Linked DNA regions of Homo sapiens: region 2 is linked to region 1. A link is an interaction called in ENCODE POLR2A ChIA-PET data of the cell type or tissue named here. Cell type or tissue: OCI-LY7. All regions are shown on one strand. Each heading gives the region's core, and the rest is flanking DNA. Links, peaks and the distances in the headings are about the cores only.

Region 1 (2,925 bases), core at 151-2,650:
ACAAATTCTCTAGACTGAAATCTCCTCATCTGTAGAATGGGAGGCTGTAAATAGATGGATGTTATTGTTTTTAAACAGTGGGAATCTTTTTTCCCCCAAATGTTATGTTTTCCCAGCAAATGAAACATGTAAAAGTCAAGCTGTTTGGCTTGAAGCAGCTGGTGTGAAGAGCCTAAAGTGCTGCCTTCTTGACGGGGACCCCTAGTAACACCCTTTTCTCCGTGCAATTCCATTATTCTGCAAACTGGCCCTTTGGGAGAGAGAACTATTCTCATCATTCTCTTCTGAGTAGCACCAACATGGAGATAAAGAGTGGTCCAGGCTGAACCCTACTTTTGTAGTTAGCTCTTCAGGGCCTAAGGCAATTAGTAACCTTATTAAAATTAAAAATTAAAATAAGTTGAATTCTGGATGGAAACCTTAAGGCCTCAAAATACTTTTTCCTTCCAGCTAGAAAAGACAAAAAATTCAGGAAATCCAAGTATTGACACAATAATTTGTAGCTCCTTGAAAAGACCTGCTCATTATAGGTGGCACAAAATGAAGTCCAAGTACACAGGCTGTATTTACATGTTCCCCATTAACACCCAGAGGTGACTTCCTTTGCCCAAAACCTGTTTCTTTCTGATCTTTTGTTGAGTCATGTACCTTTCCTAGTCAGCCCCTGAATGCATGCTCCCTGTTTTTCTTCTCTCTTTTTTGTTTTTTTCTTCCTTTGTTTCTATTTCCCCCTTTTTCTCTCTTCCTTTCTTTCATCCATTTTCTCTCTTTTTTTTTCTTTCTTTTTATCTTTCCTCTTCAACAGAGAGCAGCATGGTTTTTTTTTTGTTGTTTGTTTTTTGTTTTTTTGAGATGGAGTCTTGCTCTGTTGCCCTGGCAGAAGTACAGTGGTGCAATCTCGGCTCACTGCAGTCTCCACCTCCTGGGTTCACGCCATTCTCCTGCCTTAGCCTCCCGAGTAGCTGGGACTACAGGTGCCTGCTACCACGCCCAGCTAATTTTTTGTAGTTTTAGTAGAGGCGGAGTTTCACTGTGTTAGCCAGGATGGTCTTGATCGCCTGACCTCGTGACCTGCCTGCCTCGGCCTCCCGAAGTGCTGGGATTACAGGCATAAGCCACCGCGCCCGGTCAACAGCATGGTTTTATAGAAGACCAATTAATTATCATTTTACAATTTTATCAGCTGGAAAAGCTAAAAGAACAGCTAGTGGAGGAGAAGGATTCTGAGACGTCCTATGCTGTAGATGGTCTATTCTCTTCTCATCCTAGCAAACGAGGTAAGCTTTCATTTCAAGGTTTTAAGATTGACTTCCAAAAGATTATTTTTGCAGTAATTTCTGAGAGGAAGAAGATTCAGTTGGCATTTCTTAATCTTATGGTGGTGACCAATATAAAGGCTCATATTAAAAAAATATATTCCAATAAAAGTGTTACCATATAAATGTATTTGAGCTTTCTGGTGTTTACAACGGGGCAAGTTCACACTTCTCAGGTTTAAATAAAATAGGTCCTTATTGTATAAACTCTGGCTTACTCTTGCTATTTTGGCTTAAACACTGAAGCAGCAAAGACCACAAATAGAAATAATCCATTTTAAGTCAATTTAAAATTCCATAGAATCTATTCTGACATAAGGGGAAACTTCGTTGCTATAACACTTGTTCCAAGGTTCGATTCATAGCATTTAATTTTAGAAAGATTACTTTTTTGGATTATGCTTTTGGATAATTTTTCCTAGGAAATTATTGTTTCTTACTTTGTTTTTATTTTTGAAAAAAATGTATTCCTGTTTCTTTGTTCATGTAGTGATGAGAGATTTCCTAAGTCATATTTATTTTTACTTGTCCCCTATACCAGATTTGTCTTTAACTTCTGTAAAATCATATTTTAACAATATTATTGAGGGAAGAAGATGAACCAGTGTTAAGCCCTAAACATATACCAGACATTTTATATTTTAATGTCTCAAAATATAGTCATTAAGCATTCAGACTCTAGAGCTAGACTGCCTGGGTTCAAATTTTAACTTTGACTACCTACGCAACCTTGGAGAGTTATCTAATTTTCTCTGCCTCATTTTCTTTGCCTAAAAATGCGGATAATGATAATAATCTTCATGGGATTGTTGGGAGGAGTACATGAGTTAATTTAATTTAAAATAATTCCTAGTATGTAGTAAGTACTATGTAAGCTTAACTTAAAAAATTATTTTGATCATTATTACTACAATTATTTTCTACATGAATCCCATACAATAGCTATTAATATGACTTTTTTTATAGACGAGAAAACTGCATCTCAGAAGGGTTAAATTTAATGCTGAAAATAACCCAACTGCTAAGTGACTTAGCCAGTAAGGGTGAAGGATGAAGTGGCAGAAGATGAAGTGGAGGGTAGGAGGGAGGGAATTTAGTGGCTTTTTTTTTTTCTTTGAGACGGAGTTTCACTGCCCAGGCTGGAGTGCAATGGCACAATCTCGGCTCACTGCAACCTCTGTCTCTGGGGTTCAAGCAATTCTCCTGCCTCAGCCTCCCAAGTAGCTGGGATTACAGGCATGCACCATCACTCCCGGCTAAGTTTTGTATCTTTAGTGGAGATGGGTTTCACCATGTTGGTTAGGCTGGTCTGATTCTGGATATATTTCAAATAAAAGTCAACAAAATGTGCTGGAGAATTACACATGAAGTGTAAAAAATAGGCAGGTGTCAAAAATTACTCCAAGGATTTTGTTTTGAGCAACTAGGAACAAAGGACAGTTTCTGTTTATTGAGCCAAGGATAACTGGAGGAGAAGAAAGTACAAGAGAAAGGTTGAAATAGAGATTTGTTGGACCTTTCCTGAATCAGTATAGCTTAGGCTATTAGGTGTTAACAGTTGTAATCTAAATCTCAGAGGCATGGTGTAATAAAGTCGGGAATCGAGTCC
Region 2 (2,925 bases), core at 339-2,838, 58 kb before region 1:
ATACATTATCCTTAAAATAACTATCCTCAGAAAAAGCCTTATTATTTTCATTCTACTGTCTTAAACATATGGCATATCACATAAATGAAACACATCAGAAATGAATCTTTCGCATCTACAGAACAATTTAAAAGAAAGAAGGGGAAGAGAGGGAAGGAGGAAAAGGAAAAGAGAAGGTAGGTAAAAAGAAATGGAGGGAAGAATAAGCTGTGTAAGCAACTACTCACAGTTCTAAACTTTTCTAATTCTAGGCCCCAATGTGCCAATTCCTAGCTACTTAGCCTCAGTGGTTTAATACAACTCACTTGCCCTCCCTGACCCTGGGATTTTCATCTGGAAAATAAGGAAGTTGGCCTAGAACAGTGGTTTTTAGTGCTTTCTACTCTGAAATCTCTTTTTAAAGTACCAATTAACTATGGTTTCCCACGTGTGAGTCGTCCGTTAAGTACCTGTTTAAAAAATATATATTTTACAAATTAACAGTTACATCCATTTGAAAATTCCCTTCTTCATTCAAAAAAGTAATGCAAGTCTACATATGGCAATATACTATTTTCTTCCCTTTTGTGAAAGCCATTTTTGGTGCACATATGAATTCAGACAGTTCTTTCAACAACTCCATGCATTCTATACCACAGCAAAGATCATGTTCATGTACCATGGAAAATTTTTTTTTATTGTGGAAATACCCTCAACACAACATGTGGCACACAGCAGATATGCAAATTATCTAAGATTCCTTCCTGCTCCCAAATTGAGTGATATTGCTTTGTACTTAGAACAAAAAATTAAACCTATTATTACTCAAGTAAAAATCAAAAACACAAAATAGCATTTAGAAAATTTTACTAAAATTCTATTCTTAATGATTATCTCCAAAGTCAGAAAAGAAAGCAACAAATTACTTTCTTTAATTTTTCTATGTAATACATATCTATGTTGAATGAATTCTATTTACAAGACATACCTATAAAAAATTAGAAAAAAATTCGAAGTTTTTATAAATTTAATGCTGGTATAAATAAGTGATACACACAGTTTAAAAGGTATTATCTCTGCCTTTTAAAAGCTTATACTCTGAAAAAGAATACAAAATAATTATGCCAGAGACAAGATTCCTAAACCAACAGAGAATAATAATGTATTCATTCATTCACTCATTCATTTATTCACACATGCAAATATTTACTGAATAGTTGCTGATTACATAAAAGACATTCATCCAAATGAGGGTACAGCAAGATAACTAAGACATAAACCTCCTAGCTCCAAGAGATCCAGCCAGGGTCTCATTAAAAACCAACAACCAAAACAAAAACTGTTATGGAATTTTGAAAAACAGGGAAAGTGGGTTTGCCGTGTAGCCAGATATATGTACATCTCATGGACACTGCCATCTGTTTAGATGCCTAGTGTGCATGTGATAAGCTCTAAATTTCTTAGACTACTGGGTTCACTGATGGTACCAGACATAATTTTATATCTTTCCCCCTTGAAGGTCTGGATGTACGCCATTAACTTAATTTAACACATTATGCCACTGGAGTGCCCTGAACCTAAAATAAATCAGTGCTTTCTAGGTATGTTTCCTTTTACAGACATTTCTAAAAATGTATTAAATTGTATCTTTCACTAAAGAAAAAGGATTTGCTCCCAGAATAGCTAGCTACCTGTACTTCAAGAAGTAAGTCACTCCTAGGTAAACTGATTTCAGATGTTAAGCACACACATGCACACCAACACACACAGAATTCACCAACTTTGAGACAGTGGAACTTTCCACCTAAAGAATGTAAGAATTGAACATAAAAATGAGATTGAGAGAACTGCTGTAAGGAAAGAAAAATAAAGATTAACACTTGGAGAAAATAGGAGAGGTTGAAAGCATGCACTGCATGGCTAAAAGTGGTAAAGCTCTAATGCTTAAGAAATTGCAAAGAAGTTGATGAAACGCCAAAATGTCTAGAAAGGCCTCGATCAACATCTTGGTTAGAGAGGGCTAAATGGCAAAATTACAGCAAGTGGACAATTCATTTACCGATACAGGAACTTGGAGAGCAAAAGGAAGTAGGGAGTCTTGATTGCTGGTTCAGAAAAGAAAAATTCAATGAAGAAGCTAAAACTGACCCCCTGAAAAATGTAAGTTTGTCAACTGATTAAAAGTTTTTTACAAAAATATGTTTCCAGCTCTGAACTCCAAGAAACTTTCAGAATATTGTTGAAACATGCCTGTTCCTTTCCCTAACATTCGCAAATTGCATTTTGCATTTCAGTTATAGACCTACTGAAGTTTAAAATGGCTGGAAATTATTTCAAATCTAGAACCTCAAATGTTTCAGAAGAAATAGAGTATTATTCCTGAATATTGGCAACAGCGTTTTCCATTACAAAAAGTATACAGATGTTCCAAACACACTTTTAACCAGAAAAAATGATGTGTTGACACTTAGTTGACTTGATTCTTTTCACCTACATATGAACTCAATCATTTCCCTTTGTCTCCCAGTTTAAGAGATTTACCAAGGTATAAATACTACCATAGGTGTATGTGTGTGTGTTTTTTCAAAAGGTCTGTCCAAATGATGAATATTTTTGACTTCCTTAAAAACTAAGTAAGCAAGCATTAGATTTCAACCTAGGAAAGAAGATTTTTAAATATCCCCTTACCCTAATGTCAGCTGCTACCCACGACCTCTATTGAAATGTTCACGACAAAAGGTCACAGGGTGCCCCATCCCCTCCTAAACAGCAATGGAAACGGGCACACACTCACTGCACTATTCTTCTTAATCTCTATTGGAATCTACCCCATGATACCAAATTGAATATAAATTGTAACTGCATATATATCTATCAAAAGTTTAAATTAAAAAGTAGAGGAGACAGATACAGGGATTTTTTTGAATGGGGTTCAAAAATCTGCAT

Evidence for each region. ChIA-PET counts read pairs that join two places held together with the same protein. Peaks named below come from ENCODE experiments on the same cell type or tissue, not always from the same donor. Only the 100,000 strongest peaks of a DNase experiment are listed, where the experiment ranks them.
Region 2: POLR2A ChIA-PET joins it to region 1 with 6 read pairs; 3 of 35 experiments call an interaction of 5 or more read pairs at or near these places.

What each region holds. Positions count from the first base shown.
Region 1 is chr3:191,273,604-191,276,528 of GRCh38, reverse strand. UTS2B (urotensin 2B) reads left to right here. Exons shown (of 9, transcript NM_198152.5): 8 at 1,184-1,277. Among named protein-coding and RNA genes, the nearest start is that of OSTN-AS1, 40 kb to the right of the region's middle. In OCI-LY7, for the core only: no CTCF peak of the experiment used is centred there; no DNase peak of the experiment used is centred there.
Region 2 is chr3:191,331,930-191,334,854 of GRCh38, reverse strand. The region is part of intron 1 of CCDC50 (coiled-coil domain containing 50); the gene reads right to left. It also overlaps a transcript of UTS2B not described here. Among named protein-coding and RNA genes, the nearest start is that of UTS2B, 2.9 kb to the right of the region's middle. In OCI-LY7, for the core only: no CTCF peak of the experiment used is centred there; no DNase peak of the experiment used is centred there; H3K4me3 peaks cover 653 bases.